2 separate regions of the Homo sapiens genome follow, and region 1 is linked to region 2. The links are chromatin loops, found by intact Hi-C in ENCODE. Cell type or tissue: B cell. All regions are shown on one strand. Each heading gives the region's core, and the rest is flanking DNA. Links, peaks and the distances in the headings are about the cores only.

Region 1 (13,228 bases), core at 6,263-8,762, 57 kb after region 2:
GTCTGGAGTGCGATGGCACTATCTCAGCTCACTGCAACCTCTGCCTCCCAGGTACAAGCTATTCCCCTGTCTCAGCCTCCCAAGTAGCTCAGATTACAGGCATGCACCACCACGCCTGGCTAATTTTTTTTGTATTTAGTAGAGACAGAGACCGGTTTCACCATGTTAGTCAGGCCGGTCGCGAACTCCTGAACTCAGGTGATCCATCCACCTCGGCCTCCCAAAGTGCTGGGATTAAAGGCGTGAGCCACCACGCCCGGTCCAAACCAGTATTAAACAATTGTTTGGAGGTGAAAAGTGAGTTGAAACCTATTTGCCAGGGACAGAGTCTAACTGGAATGCCTGCAGAGGAATATGCCCCTTGATTCCAGCACTTAGTGTGAAGTTAACTGATGCCCAGGATAGCAGAACAGGGTCAGGTGAACAGGAAAGAGGAGGCTTCTCCTCATGCACAGAGCACCCCTACCCAGACAGCTTTGGTGACAAGTCCCAGCAGGCCACAGGAATGGAGAACGGCAGTTAGAGGTGACATTAATACCATTCATTAAGTGCCTGATGAGCTAGGCCTTGGGCTGAGGCCCCTTATGTCATTATCACCAATCCTCTTGCCAACGATTCTCCTGGGTCCTCAGTAGGAGGGGACAGTATCAGATGCCAACGGAGGGCTATCTGACGTGAAGCCTCTGTTCTCCCCACCGCACCGCGCTGGGCCTTGAAATTCAGCCCCCAGATTGACCAAACTTCTTCTTATTCAGCATCACACCTTCGGTGACCATACATCCCAGTCTATCCATGGTGGTCTAACTCTCACAGAATTTCCTGCTTTTCAGTCCAGCATTAGGGCAAGAAGCGTATACAGCCAGCAGCATTTGCTGGATTTTCAACATGAATACAATTGCAAACCAGAGAAACAGCATTTGTGAGACTATGTGTCTGATTCTTTTTTTAATTGACAAATGACAAATGATATTTATGCTTTCCAACATGAAGTTTTGATATAAGTGTATATTGTGGAATGGTTAAATGAAGCTAATTAATATATTTACCACCTCACCTACTTATTGTTATGATAAGAACATTTAGCATCTACTGTCTTGGCAATTTTCGGACATACTATACATTACTATTAACTACGGTCACCACACTATACAACAGATCTCTTGAACTTGTTCCTCCTAACTGAACTTTTGTGTCCTTTGACTAATGTCTCCCCAATACCATCCTACCCCATGCCACTATTCTACTCCTAATTTCTATTAAATTATTTTTTTAGATTCCACAAAGAAGTGAGAACATGCAGTATCTGTTTCTCTGTTACTGGCTTATTTCACTTAACGTCATGTCCTCCAGGTTCACCCCTGTTGTCACAAATGACAGGATTTCCTTCTTTTTAAAGGCTGCATAGTATTGTATTATAAACACATATCACTCGCCAGGCGCGGTGGCTCATGCCTGTAATCCCAGCACTTTGGGAGGCTGAGGCAGGCAGATCACGAAGTCAGGAGATCAAGACCATCCTCACTAACATGGTGAAACCCCGTTTCTACTAAAAATACAAAAAAATTAGCCGGACATGGTGGTGGGCACCTGTAGTCCCAGCCACTCGGGAGGCTGAGACAGGAGAATGGCGTGAACCCAGGAGGTGGAGCTTGCAGTAAGCTGAGATCGCACCACTGCACTCCAGCCCGGGCAACAGACGAGACTCCATCTCAAAAAAAAAAAAAAAATCACCTTTTTTTAATTCATTCATTGATGGCATGTCCTGGTTTTTAAACTTAGAGACTGTGATCATCCTTAAGTCTGGGCTTCTGTAGGCCTTTCTGGTGGGGTCTTCTTCTTGTAGGGTTGAGATAGCTAGGCCTTGGGAGAATAGAATTGCTTCCTATCTGGAAGGTGAGATATACAAGCTCAACACATTTGCATGTGTTCTCTCTGCATCTAAAGCATTTCTGGTAAGTGCTTTTTTTTTTAATATTTAAGTGTTTCTGCATTTCCATACAATTTGAATTTATTAGCACTCAGCCCAGCTTGTAAGCAGCTCTGTTTCCTCTGCTTGGGGATGCTGCATCCTAGGCAAGAGAGGCTCCTGGGAGAAGCTGCAGGCACCCACCAGAAACCAAGGCTCACTGCGGAAGCCTTGCCCAATCTCCCCTCCACTCTCCCACGTGGCAGTTCCCAAAAACCCAGCTCTATGTAGACATGGCTTTTGCCTTTGTTTGTTTTTGAAATGGAGTCTTGCTCTGTAGCCCAGGCTGGAGTGCAGTGGATCGATCTTGGCTCACTGCAACCTCCACCTCCCAGGTTCAAGCGATTCTCCTACCTCAGCCTCCCGAGTAGCTGGGACTACAGGCACGCACCACCACGCCCGGCTTATTTTTTGTACTTTAGTAGAGACTGGGTTTCACCGTGTTAGCCAGGATGGTCTCGATCTCCTGACCTCGTGATCCACCCGCCTCGGCCTCCCAAAGCGCTGGGGTTACAGGCGTGAGCCACGGCGCCCGGCCGACTTTTGCGTTTGTAAGGACAGGGAATCTTTCCAGCATTCCAGATTAAAGGCACACCCTTCAACGCCCCCTGGAATGATGACTAAAAGATCAAGCTGGATGCCCCCCAGGACTAAGAGAGATGACAGCCAGAGGCTCCTGGAACACAGTTCCTTGTGTTTGGCACACTCACAGCTCACTGCAGCCACAATCTCCCGGACTCAGCCCCCTACCCAAGTAGCTGGGACTATAGGCACATGCTGCCATGCCCGGCTAATTTTTTAATTTTTTTCCTTGTGTTTGGCTGTGCTGGCTCCACTAGATACTATTCTCCCTCGGGTGTCACTTCACACCTCTCTGGTCTTCCATCCCACTGCTAGCCCGAGATGGCCATATTTGAAGTTCTGGTTTGCCATTAGAGAAGTCTTGGTTGACCTCAACTGTAAAGTGGGGATTCAGGCCCCTCCTTCTTAGAGATGATATAAGATTTAATGAAATGGGAGAGAACCTGGGAGAGCTCTCCCAGTGAGGCCTGCCCTCGGGGTGGGGGGAACGGGCTGCCCCAGGAGAGGGGGCAGAGGCTGATGGCATGTGTTAACTGCCTCAGTGTTAACTGTGAATGGGAACGGTTGTATCTCCTTCACAAGGTATTCTCGTAAAATGCAGATAAAACCAGCCTGACCAAGGTGGAGAAACCCCATCTTTACTAAAAATACAAAATTAGCTGGGTGTGGTGGCGCTTGCCTGTAATCTCAGCTACTCGGGAGGCTGAGGCAGGAGAATCACTTGAACCTGGGAGGTGGAGGTTGTGGTGAGCTGAGATTGCACCATTGTACTCCAACCTGGGCAACAAGAGTGAAACTCCATCTCAAAAAAAAAAATGCAAATAAAAAACTCTACGCAGAAGAATCTGCCCAATAAATGGAGGCAATTAGTTTTCCATTGCTGACAATTGCCCTCTGTCATCCATTCATTCACTCGGTGACATTTATTGAGCTCTTACTATGTGCCCCGTCTCTGTTCTAGGCTCTAGGATGCAGCAGTGAACAAAACAGACGAGTCTACAGAGTTGACATGACATGCAGGGGCCATGGAGAAGGCGAGAACTGTGGAAACGTCGTTGTTGAGTATGTCAAATGGTGATGTGTGCTGTAAAGAAGGAGTGAAGCTGGACTCAGAGCGGACAGGAAGACAGGGGTAGGGGTAGGTCTGGGCTTTTGTACAGGGTGATCTGAGAAGGCCACTTTGACAAGGTGATATGTAAAGTGAGGACACAAGCCCTGTGACTATGTGGGCACAACTCTCCTAGGAAAAGGGAGCAGCAAAGTGCATGGACCCCAAAGCAGGAATGAATATGCTCAGTGCGTCCAAGGAAGAGCCGGGACCAGCAGAGCTCAAGTGGAGTGAGCGTGGGGAAAGAGCGGACCCGGTCAGAGGGGTGCTGGGGACCAGACAACGTCACGCGTCATGGCCATCGCTAAGGATTTGGGGTTTTACTTTGCATGAGATGAAAAGCCACAGGAGGGTTTTGAATAGAGGAGTAGAATGATTTGACTTGAGTTTTTAAAAGGTTTACTCCAGCTGCTTGGTGGAGAGTGGATGGTGCAGGTGAGGGCAGAGGCAGGGAAACCAGTTAGGAGGCTGCTGCAGCGACGTGGGAGAGGACTGTGGGTGGTTTGGGCCATATTAGAAGCAGTGGTAAGAAACACTGAGCTCTGGATGTGTTCTGAAGGTATGCCAACGTGATTTACTAACCGATCCATGAAGGGCATGAGAGGAAGAGAGCAATCAAAAATGACCCCCAGGGTTTTTGTCTGAGCATCTGGAGTTGCCCTTATTTGAGAGTTAGAAGACCAAGAGGGCCGGGTGTAGTGGCTCACGTCTGTAATCCCGGCACTTTGGGAGGCCGAGGCAGGTGGATCACTTGAGGTCAAGAGTTGGAGACCAGCCTGGCCAACGTGGTGAAACCCCGTCTCTACTAAAAATACAAAAAATAGCCAGGCATGGTGGTGGGCATCTGTAGTCCCAGCTACTCAGGAGGCTGAGGCAGGAGAATCGCTTGAACCCGGCAGGCGGAGGTTGCAGCAAGCCAAGATCGTGCCACTGCACTCCAGCCTGGGTGGCAGAGCAAGACTCCGTCTCAAAACAAAACAAAACAAAAAACAAGAGGAACACATTAGGTGGATAGGAGATGTCGTTTGGGTGCAGCCAGGCTGGGTGGCTCACACTTGTAATCCCAGCACTTTGGGAGGCCCAGGTGGGAGGACTGTTTGAGCCCAGGAGTTGGAGACCAGCCCGGCTAACATAGCGAGACTCCATCCCTACAGAAAAATTAAAAAATTAGCCGGGCATGGCGGCATGTGCCTGTAGTCCCAGCGACTTGGGTGGGGGGCTGAGTTCAGGAGGTTTTGGCTGCAGTGAGCTGTGATCACACCGCTGCACTCCAGCCTGGGCATTAGAGCAAGACCTTGTCTTAAAAAAAAAACAACGAAAGTTTGAATTGCCCATTAGACATCCAAGTAGAAAGGTCGAGTTTTAAGTTGGGTATAGAAGTCTGGAGTTTGGGGTAAAGGTCTGGGCTGGAGATCTAGCTTTAGGAGTCCTTCAGTCCTAGAGAGAGGGTGAAGTCAGGAAGGAATGACAGAGGAAGCACCCAGGCCTGGACCTTGGGACCCTCCAATGTTCACGGGCAGAGAGAAGTGGGGAGCGGCCAGTGAGGCAGGGGAGACCCCCTGGAGTGAGTGTCAAGAGGATGGAGGGAGCTACTCTGTCAAAGACTGCTGCTCATGGGCCAAGTAAAATGAGGTCTGAGAACAGCCCATTGCATTTGGCAGCTGGAGGTCCTTCAAGGTCTTGACGTGAGCTGTTTCGGTGGAGCCAGGTAATAAAAGTTAGTGGGTAGGAGTTAAAGCAAGAAATTTCTTTGACTTTTGTCACCTGGCTCCACTGAAACAGCTCACGTCAAACCTCTGAGGAAGGGAATTGGAGACAGTAACTGGAACACTCTTAAAGTTCTTTAGGCTGGGGACAGTGGCTCACGTCTGTGATCCCAACACTTTGGGAGGCCGAGGTGGGTGGATTGCTTGAGTCCAGGAGTTTGAGACCACTCTGGACAATATGGCAAAACTCAATTTCTACTGAAAATACAAAAAATTAGCCAGGTGTGGTGGCCTGTGCCTGTGGTCCCACCTACTGGGGAGTCGGAGGTGGACGGATCACCTGAGCCTGGGAGGTGGAGGCTGCAGTGAGTCCTGATTGCATCACTATACTCCAGCCTAGGAAACCAGAGTGAGGCCCTGTCTCAGGGGAAAAAAAAAAAAAAGAATTATCCAGCCTGGGCAACAAAGTGAGACCCTGTCTCTACAAAAAAATAAAAATAAAAAAATTAACTAGGTGTGGTGATGGACACCTGTGGATCCAGCTACTTGGGAAGCTGAGGTGGAAGGATCACTTGAGCCTGTGAGGTCGAGGCTGCGATGAGCTGTGATTATGCCACTGCACTATAGCCTGAGTGAGAGTGAAATCTTGTCTCAAAAAAAAAAAAAACAGTTTTGTCTACAGGTGAGCAGAGCAGGGAGCAATGGCTAAAGCAGGATGAGAGATAAAGGAAGAGAACTAGGTTGTTGTTCTGCTTCCCATCTTGTTATTCCAGGTCAGACATGGTGAGGTTCACCAAGGCAAATCCAATAGTGGGAGTTGGAATGTGGGCAAGGAAGTTCTGTCATGATCAACTGTGAATCTACATTGGCTAAGGAGTGAAATGAGGCAATTAAGGGGCTAATGATTCATGAAGAGGTGGTTGGGTCATAGATTCTAAGTCTCAGCTGGTAGAAGGATTATTGAAGTCTGGATAAGAGAAAGAGTGAGCTGGAAACCCAGGGCACAGTGGTTGGAGAGTGGGACATAGAAACTGAGATGACTAGGCTGGGCGTGGTGGCTCACGCCTGTAGTCCCAGCTACTCAGGAGGCTGAGGCAGGAGAATGGTGTGAACCCGGGAGGCGGAGCTTGCAGTGGGCCAAGATCGCGCCACTGCACTCCAGCCTGGACGACAGAGCAAGACTCCTTCTCAAAAAAAAAAAAAAAAATAAGAAACCAAGATGACAGACAACTGCAGCCAGAGAAAATGACAGTTCTAGGGTGCGACCGTGGGAGTGAGAGGTTAGGGTGGAGGTGACCAGGTGGACAGTAGGACACAGAACTGAGAGGTACACAAGGATCTTCTGTGTGGATATTGAAATCAGTGTGAGATAAATACAGTGCTGGAGAGACTGAGAATGAACTCAAAGTCCTCAAGGATCGAGATGAGAAGTGACCTGGGGTCAGCAGGTACCTTCAAGAAGGAGGCGGTCGGCTGGGCACGGTGGCTCACGCCTGTAATCCCAGCACTTTGGAGGCCGAGGCGGGCAGATCACCTGAAGTAGGAGTTCGAGACCAGCCTGGCCAACATGGTGAAACCCCATCTCTACTAAAAATACAAAAATTAGCCAGGCGTGGTGGCGGGTGCCTGTAATCCCAGCTACTCAGGAGGCTGAGGCAGGAGAATTGCTTGAACCCAGGAGGCAGAGGTTGCAGTGAGCCAAGATTGCGCCACTGCACTCCAGCCTGGGGGACAAGAGTGAGACTTGGTCTCAGAAAAAAAAAAAAGAAGGACAGGGTCAGTGGTATAGTTTGATGAGATTCGAAGGGAGATTCAACCCAGTGGTTGTTTAGGAAGGAAAGAGCAAATGGTTTGGAATCAGCAATCAGTACTGAAGAGGTTATTGACCCCACCCTAGGGCTGAGGTATGAGGGCAGGAGGGAGAACAGCTACCACTTGAACACCCGAGCTCAGGTGATCCACCCACCTTAGCCTCCCAGGTAGCTGGGACCACAGTCTGGAAAGGGGATGTTAACAGCTTCACTAGGACACTTTTTGAGTCTTGAACTCAGTTTCTCAGATTACATAATTTCACTTCCTCCTAACTTGTTTGAGAGGCACCACTTTCTGAACCTGCATCTGATGCTGACATTGGGAATTATAACCCAAACCACAATTACCCATTCAAATAACATTTGGACAGTTTTCCTCCCATTTACCCAGGAGATATATATTTATAATCTTCAAGTTGCATTTTAAAATGATTTTAAAAAGCCTTATTTACAAAAACATGCAACTCTTTTCATTGTGAGGTCATATCCCTAGGGAGACTTACTAAATCTGTGTTCAAATTTCTTTGCCGATTTTTTCACCACTGTCATCAGGTGACCTTTATAAACATACAAACTAGCATTGACTGAGGTCATTTCAGGTGACGGCATCTCAGACAGCTGTCATTACTTAAAAAGATGAATTAAAAAAAGTGGAGGGAGGAAAGGTGAAAGAGAAATGCAGAAAGAGAAAAAAGAAAATAAAAGAGAGGAAAAGAGAAAGAGGAAAGAATGAGAAAGAGAAGGAAGGAAAGAAGGAAGAGGAAAGAGGGGAAGGAAGGAAAAAAGGAAGGAAGAGGAAATAGGGGAAGGAAGGAAGGGAGGAAAGAAGAAAGGAAGGGAAGAATAGAGGGAGGAAGTGAGGGAGGGAGAGAGGAGACTAAGGTTTCTAATATAAGACTACATGGAATTAGTCTTTTCTGAGGGATAATTTTCAGAAAAATAAACAAACAAAAAACCCTTGGCTCATATTCAGTCATCTCTGGTGCCATCTTTTCAGTCATAGTGTCTAGAACAGTGCCAATGAATGTTTCTGGAATGAATTAACTGATTGCTATTGTCTTCTAGCCCTAACAAAGATTTCTCCATGACCCTTAGATCCTTGGACCCCTGGTCCTAAGAGAAACATCACCCACCTCATGCCCCCATGCCTGGCTTTTGCTTGGCTACTAAGCTCCATCTTGCTTCTTTTTTCTTCCAACATGTGTATTCAGAAGCTCTTGGCTTTTATTAAATGCAACTCTGCTGCTAATACATTACAGAATTTAATCTTGTGCCAGCCACACCCTGGCACTGAACCCAGCTGGGCAGGGGGCCAGATTTGAAGTGAGGTTCTCCCTGCCAGTGATTAAGTTTGGTTAAGAGGTGAGATAGTCACTGCCAGATGCAAAAACTCCAGGAGGCATTTCCAGCTGCATGTAGAACTCTGTAGTTTCTGCCTCTGGTGATGGAGTTTGGGGGTCATCTGAATGGGGAGTGATGAGAGGTAGGAGCTGAAATAGAAAGATGCGGCCGGGCACGGTGGCTCACGCCTGTAATCCCAGCACTTTGGGAGGCCGAGATAGGCGGATCACGAGGTCAGGAGGTTGAGACCAGCCTGACCAACATGGTGAAACCCCGTCTCTACTACAAATACAAAAATTAGCCAGCCATGGTGGTGTGCGCATGTAATCCCAGCTACTCGGGAGGCTGAGGCAGGAGAATCACTTGAACCTAGGAGGCGGAGGTTGCGGTGAGCCAAGATCATGCCACTGCACTCCAGCCTGGGTGACAGAGTGAGACTCCATCTCGGAAAAAAAAGAAAAGAAAAAGAAAGAAAGAAAAAAGAAAGATGCAAATAAAACAGAGGTGAGGACAGCAGCGGGTGAGGAGTGGGTCTTCGATGTTGGTAGAAACTTCTCTAATCTTTTACACCTCTAACTCTATCTCCCTCCTGAAAGCCCTCATCTGGCCTGGAATTGGCTTTGAGGGTTGTACCACTATGCATTTTGATAACACATGATGAGTTTTTAGATCAAAGCACACTAGGGTAGTTGTTGTTGAATACATGCATGGCTAATTCTATAGCCTCCTGTGGGGTCAGGTTACCCCCAAGCCCTGTGCCTCAGCCATGGGACACATGGCGATGGTTGTGGATGGATCCTCATGCACCATTCCCTTAGCTCTTGTGTTCGTAATAGAATCCTTATTTGAGAACCTGGGTCCCTATCAGTACAAGTAAAAGGAAAAGAAGAAACACCCAGAGTGAGATTCTTCAGGTAGCTTTGAGGATGCCCAAGGTGAAACATTAATCAATCAATAACAACATGATGGAGAGGCAGGTGTTCCCTCTTCTGTACCCCCTTTCCTGGAGTGTGGGAACTACTGAGGCTCTCACAATGCAACTCAAGGCTAGGGAGGAGATAGATACCATTTTGTTTTTGTTTTGGTTTTGAGACGGAGTCTCACTCTGTCGCTCAGGCTAGAGAGCAGTGGCATGATCTCGGCTCACGGCAACCTCCGCCTCCCAGGTTCAGGCAATTCTCCTGCCTCAGCCTCCCAAGTAGCTGGGACTACTGGTGCCTGGCCACCATGCCCGGCTAATTTTTGTAGTTTTACAGAATTTTTTTTGTAGAGATAGGATTTCACCATGTTGGTGAGGCTTGTCTCAAACTCCTGACCTCTGGTGATCCACCAACCTCGGCCTCCCAAAGTGCTGGGATTACAGGTGTGAGCCACTGCACCTGGCCTAGACATATACCATTTTTGAATAACAAGGTATAGTAGAAACGCCAGCGGGAAGTTTACTCTTCATAGGTTGAACACGTGATGTTGCAGATGCATTACCTCAATGCTGATCACCACGAGGGCTAATGAAATCCAAAGGAACTTTCTGCCAGCCCACTCGTCACTCCCCCTGCCCACTAACCAGTCATGCAGACAGAAATGGCTAAAAAGGCCCCAACATCCACACCAAAGACTGGGCACAGAGGCTAGTGCTTGAAAAGGACCAAAGGGCAGAGGTGCAGAGAGAGTGGGAAGGAGAGAACCTGGCGGAGCGAGGGTGATCTTTGCTAGTGAAGGTGGCCACACACTTAGTCTTCCAGATGGGTACATGGTCACGGAGACACATTCAACAGGGCAGAAGAGCCACAGCAAACCCTGGCTGTGTGGGTTTTCTATGGAGAGGGCTTGAAGCGAGGCTTCTGGGGGTTCCCTGTGTGACCAAAAGACCAGCTACCAGAAAGGCTGCTTGGCATGGGTCTGGCACTGCCTTCCCTTCCCAACAAGGGTCAAAGGAGGGGCTACTTCAGCCTATGCTGAATGCTTCCTAGGTGCCAGGTGCTCGAACACACATAATCCCCTTGGCAGAGAGAGCCCAGTCACCATCCAAGGTCCCAGGGATTAGACACCGGGCCTGTCTGACTTGGGTCTGTGGTCTTCCTATAACACAGGAAAATGGCAGCAGCTGACAGGCTTCTTGTTTTAAGCACTGGCTGGGGTCCACCTCTCTTCTGAGGCTGCTTCAAGCCCTGCCAAGGTCCTCCCAACAGAGCTCGGTCATGCCAGATATGAATTCGTTTCACACCCCTCTGATCTTTTCCACGCTGCCAAACACACTGCATCCCTCCTTTTCACTTAGGCATTCTGTTGAAGGTGAAAACAACATGTTGGAAGAGGGCTGTGAGAGGAATGAGGGAACACTTATTTTAAAATGAGATTTACCCTGTTCAGCCCTACTCAGTCCTTGGAAATGAACTTCAGCACAGATTAGAGGTCTCTTTTTGGAAAATGGCAAAATTACAGAGACTGGTCCACTCCTATGTCCTCTTACTGGTCCCTTGGAATAGTACTTTTCAAACTTTACTGTGCCTAAGCATCCCCTACAGAGCTTCCTAAAACTCATATTCTTGGGCCCCATCCCCAGAGACTCTGATTCAGTGGGTCTGGGTGGGGCAGAGGCAGAATTGTCAGTTTTGACAAGCTCCCAAATGATGCAGATGCGAATGGTCAGCGAAGTGTGTGTGGAGTGCCCCTGCCTTGTGGATGTCACAAATGAACCTTTTCTAGGCACTGGCTGGATTTGTCTGCCAGTGCTGGAAGAGTGGTGAACTTTCTAGATTGCCCTGAGGGCCCCTGGGAAGTGTGGCTCCCTCGAGTGTTACTAACACCCAGGAACATCAAACGGTCCCCAACTTTCTCTTCCTCCCACTCACTTGGTGGGGAGAGAAGGACAGAAGATTGGAAAGAGAAGAAGGAAGCACTAAAATAAACTTTGCCTACTGGTGATTGTGCTGAGACCATTCCTGCCAAGAGAATGACTAGAAACAATATTTGCGTTTGATCCAGATTTGAAGATTTGAGGTTGGACACGCATATCAGTTTCCTTATTTGTAAAACCCGGATAAAACTACGACCTTGAAGATTCTTGTGAGGAGTAGAGTCACAGCTGGTGAGGGTAGCACCAGAGCCAACATCTGGTTTCTCAGAATCTCAGGTCAGTGCGCTCATGAGCACACCAATGACAGTGGTGCCCACAGAGTGAGCACCCACCAGGTCTAGGCATTGCATAAATGGCTCCACAGATGATGTTCCAGTGAAACCTCACAATACCCTGACAAAAAAGATATTGTTCTTCTCATATTACTCCTGAAGAAACCCAGTATTAGAGATTAAATAACTTGTCCAAGGTCACAGGGCCAGAGGTGGGATCCAGATCTCACTCACACTGTGGCTGTTACCACCTCACAAACCCCAGGGATCCTCCCACCAGTGCCCTCAAAAAACCGTCAGGTTGGCTGCAGCCCAAATAGGGCTGAGAGTGGGGAGAGCTGGGGTGTAGAACCTGCTGTCATGAAGCTATGTGGACTAGGGCAAGCCATTTTCCCTATCTGGACCTCAGTTTCCTCATCTGTAAAATGGTGTCTAAGTGCCCTTCCAATGCTGATATATAAGGACTCCACTACTTTTTCACTAGGGCATTGGTACCAAGTTGAGTTCCGTAAGATTCTCTCATTGCCAGCATGCCATCTCCAGGGTTCCAGCAGTCAGTAAACCAGGTCCCAGGGAACCACTTAGACTCTTGTACCCCTCAGGCTTAAAGAGGAGGGGCCTCTATAGATCATCAACAAAGACAGCTGCAAGTCAGAAAGCAGGAAGGTCCAGGTGAGCTGCTGGCTCAAACTAGGCAAGTACGTGGGGTGGGTCCTGTCATGTCTTTTCCTTGACATTTAAAGAAGGGAATATGAGCACAGTAAGGTATGTACTCTGTACAAAAATGTTTCAACACTATTTCTTCATAGATGACATAGTTAAAGAGACTGGATCCAGCTGCCAGGCTGAGTGCATACAACCATTCAATGTCAACACAACCTTCTTACAAGGCAGAACAAAGATTTTATTTTAATTTAATAGAGAACACCCACCATTAGCATGACATTTACCACTAACACTTTACTTGCTTTATCACATATCTATTGATCTAGCCATTCACTAATCCATCTTATTTTTGATGGATTTCAAAGTAAATTGTGACTTCAGTACATTTCCCCCTAAATATTCAAGTATACAGATCACTAACTAGAATTCAATATTTGATATATTCTCTTTGATGTAAAATTTATATACAATGAAATGCACCAATCTTGCATATGTGTTAGCTGAATTTTGTCAAATGCATCAAACCTGCACAATGCAAACCCCCATGAAGACACAAAGAATTGCCATCACCTCAGAGTGTTCTCTCAAGCCCCTTCCTGTCATAGATTCTTCCCGTTCTTCATTAAAGATTTGTTTTACCCAGGACAGGTTTTTAAATTTAGTTTTATCGAGTTATAGTTTACATACAATGAAATTCACCAATTTTGTTTTTCTGGATGAGTTTTAACAAAGTTGTGATACAGTTGTGCAACCACCACCAGAGCCATGACATAACATATTTCCATCACCCCAAAACTTTCCCTCATGCTCTTCTGCAGCCAATCACCTCTCCCTCACACCTCGCCCCTGGAAACCGCTGATCTGCTCTCTGTCACTGTAATTTCGCCTTCTCTAGAATGTCACATTAATGTTACAATAT
Region 2 (2,500 bases), core at 1-2,500:
GGGTCACTGGCCAGGTGCTTCCTGCCCCAGTTCACGAGCCCTGGGTGAAGTTGTTGTTGGCTGGGCCTCAGGAGCACCTGCGTTGGTGCCAGCCTGGGCTGAGAACATTCCTTCTGTCGAGTGGTCCTCTGTGCTATCTGGGCACTGGGCAGAGTGGCAGGGGAGTGCTGTGTGCACCCGCCTGCCAGCTCCTTAATTAACAGCGAGGAACATAACTACCAAGTGCAGGGGGCGTTTGTGCTGGCCTGGCAGTGGTTTTCTGGGAAATGGGAATTCAGATTTCATGGCCTCTAGAGAATAACTAAGGGTGGACGGAGTTAGATGTTTTGCCCCAGTTCTGTTCACAGGAGGCCCAGGCCAGCCCAGCAGGTAGGTCGGCATGAGGCTGGCGCCAGCCCATGCTGGGGTTCTTTTTACTTATATTACCTCATGGAATTGAAAATAGGAAATCACTTTTTAAGACTTCTTCCTGATGAGGGACAGCCCTGGCTTGTTCCCAGCCGTGAAGTACTTTTTCAACTCCTCCCTGTGTTTTGCTTGTGAACTTGAAAATCTGTGATAAATAAAGCCATGCGCAGTAGCTTTTGGTGGAGGTGGCCTCAAGGACTCAGCAGAATGGGGCTGAGGGGTTAGGCAGAGCTAAAAGATGGGGCAGTGGATGAGCTGGGTGCGGTCTGGACTCCCTTTGTCAGGCCCCAGGCAGCAGAGCAGCTGTGTTCAGGCCTCTGGCCGCCCACAGGAAATGGGAGGAAGTGTGAGTGCACTTTCAAAAGAGCAGCCAACCCCCAAGAAGCTTTTTCTCCTTCCTTTCTCCCATCCCTCCCCCTTCCTTCCTCTCTGCCACCCTCTTTTTCTTTCTCTTTGCCCCCACCCTCCCTTCTCCCAGCTGTGGAGTCATGAGACCCTTGACAGAGCCTGGAGAAAAACAGCACGAGACAGATGGTTCCCTAGGTAGAGATATACAAGCGTAGAAGGCCCCCCAGATCTCTGCACTGGCACCCATCACATGGGCTGTTTGTGTAAATTGTCTGGCAGGTGGCAGGGGAGATGAAGTGGAAAGAGCACTGAGCTAGGAGTTAGGGGCTGTAAGTTTTGGCCTCCGGTCCCCAGCCATGAAAAGACCCAGCTGACAGTCTGTAATTGTAGCTTCTGTGAATCTGACTTTCCAAACAGCAGGTGGTGGAGCTGTTGCCAGGCGCGTTCAGAAACCGCCAGGGGTCATGTGCTCTGTTTGTAATTATTTACGTGGGACGGGAGGCTTCTCTGCCCCTGCCCCTCCTGTTCCCTTTCTGTTGCTACATTCAGGTGAGCTGCACAACCTTGAGAAGGCAGTCACTGTGGGCCGTTAGTTCCCCTGCTCTTGGCAAAACCATAGAAGGGCAAATTGCACCTCCAGGAAAACTGGCACACTGGTCACATGCCTACCACTTACTCACCAGCCATTCATTCTGCCTTCTCACCTCCTTCCCTCCTACGTTCTCCACAAGTCCTGGTCACCAAAAGAGGCAGGGAAGGCAGAAGGCATCCCCAACTGGGGGAATCAGGGAGGGCTTCTTGGAGGAGTTACAGCTGCTGAGGCCTGGCCTTGAAGGATGAGTACAGCTTCAGTAGGTAGATATTGGCCAGGGAAGTTACTGGCAGAGTGAGCCGCTCAAGCAAAGGCCCAAAGGGTGCACAGGGTGGAGGGAGCAGATGGGCAGTTAGAGTTGAGGCCAGATGTGAAATGCTGGGGGCAAAAGCATCAGAGCCGTGACATTGCCACAAGTTGAGACAGGCTGGGGCGCCCAGCTGAGGGAAGCAGCCCTGTGTGTGGCAGCAGCTGAGCCCCGCACCCCCACTCCGCCTCATTCCATCTCCTCTGCTCTGCACAGTAGCCTCGGGTGCAGAGTGAGAGTGATCCCATGTTGCAGATGAGATCAAGGCCCTCCTCTCCAGTCTGTGGCAGGTCAGGACTTTAACCTGAACCTGTCCTTACAGAAACATCTCTCCCACCCCCTCTTTCCAGTGGGATTGTATCTTTCTAAAGTCAAGCCCGGCCTTCTCTCATCTGGCTATCCTGTTCCTGTCCCCAGTGCCTGGTAAACAAGCTCTTCTCTGGATTAATGGATGAGGGGGCTTTTTTTTCTGCCAAGGGCAAACCACGTACACCTTTAAAAAGTTAAAAAATAATATTGGGGTCTGGGTGCAGTGGCTTACCCTTGTAATTCCAGCACTTTGGGAGGCCAAGGCAGGTGGATCACCTGAGGTCAGGAGTCCACAATCAGCCTGGCCAACATGGTGAAACCCCGTTTCTACTAAAAATAGAAAAATTAGTCGGGCATGGTGGTGCATGCCTGTAATCCCAGCTACTCAGAAGGCTGAGGCATGAGAATCGTTTGAATCCGGGAGGCGGAGGTTGCAGTGAGCCGAGGTCGCACCACTGCACTCCAGCCTGGGGGATAGAGAGACTCCATCTCGGGACGGTGGGGGGAACTAATAATAATAATATTAGGGAAGATGA

The links. A loop is a pair of places that touch in the nucleus more often than their neighbours do. Peaks named below come from ENCODE experiments on the same cell type or tissue, not always from the same donor. Only the 100,000 strongest peaks of a DNase experiment are listed, where the experiment ranks them.
Region 1: it touches region 2 in a loop (2.2-fold over the local background); 3 of 110 quality-filtered maps call a loop at or near these places.

The regions. Positions count from the first base shown.
Region 1 is chr2:85,973,771-85,986,998 of GRCh38, reverse strand. LOC105374843 (a long non-coding RNA gene) reads left to right here. Exons shown (of 3, transcript XR_940318.3): 3 at 3,510-7,878. Among named protein-coding and RNA genes, the nearest start is that of ST3GAL5-AS1, 91 kb to the right of the region's middle. In B cell, for the core only: CTCF peaks have their summits at 7,614 and 7,820; a DNase peak (open chromatin) is centred at 7,478.
Region 2 is chr2:86,034,847-86,037,346 of GRCh38, reverse strand. All of the region lies in intron 27 of POLR1A (RNA polymerase I subunit A), which reads left to right. Among named protein-coding and RNA genes, the nearest start is that of POLR1A, 70 kb to the left of the region's middle. RefSeq lists a silencer at 649-698 and an enhancer at 1,369-1,428. In B cell, for the core only: a CTCF peak has its summit at 1,203 (motif pointing right); a DNase peak (open chromatin) is centred at 1,116; H3K4me3 peaks cover 1,943 bases; H3K27ac peaks cover 2,500 bases.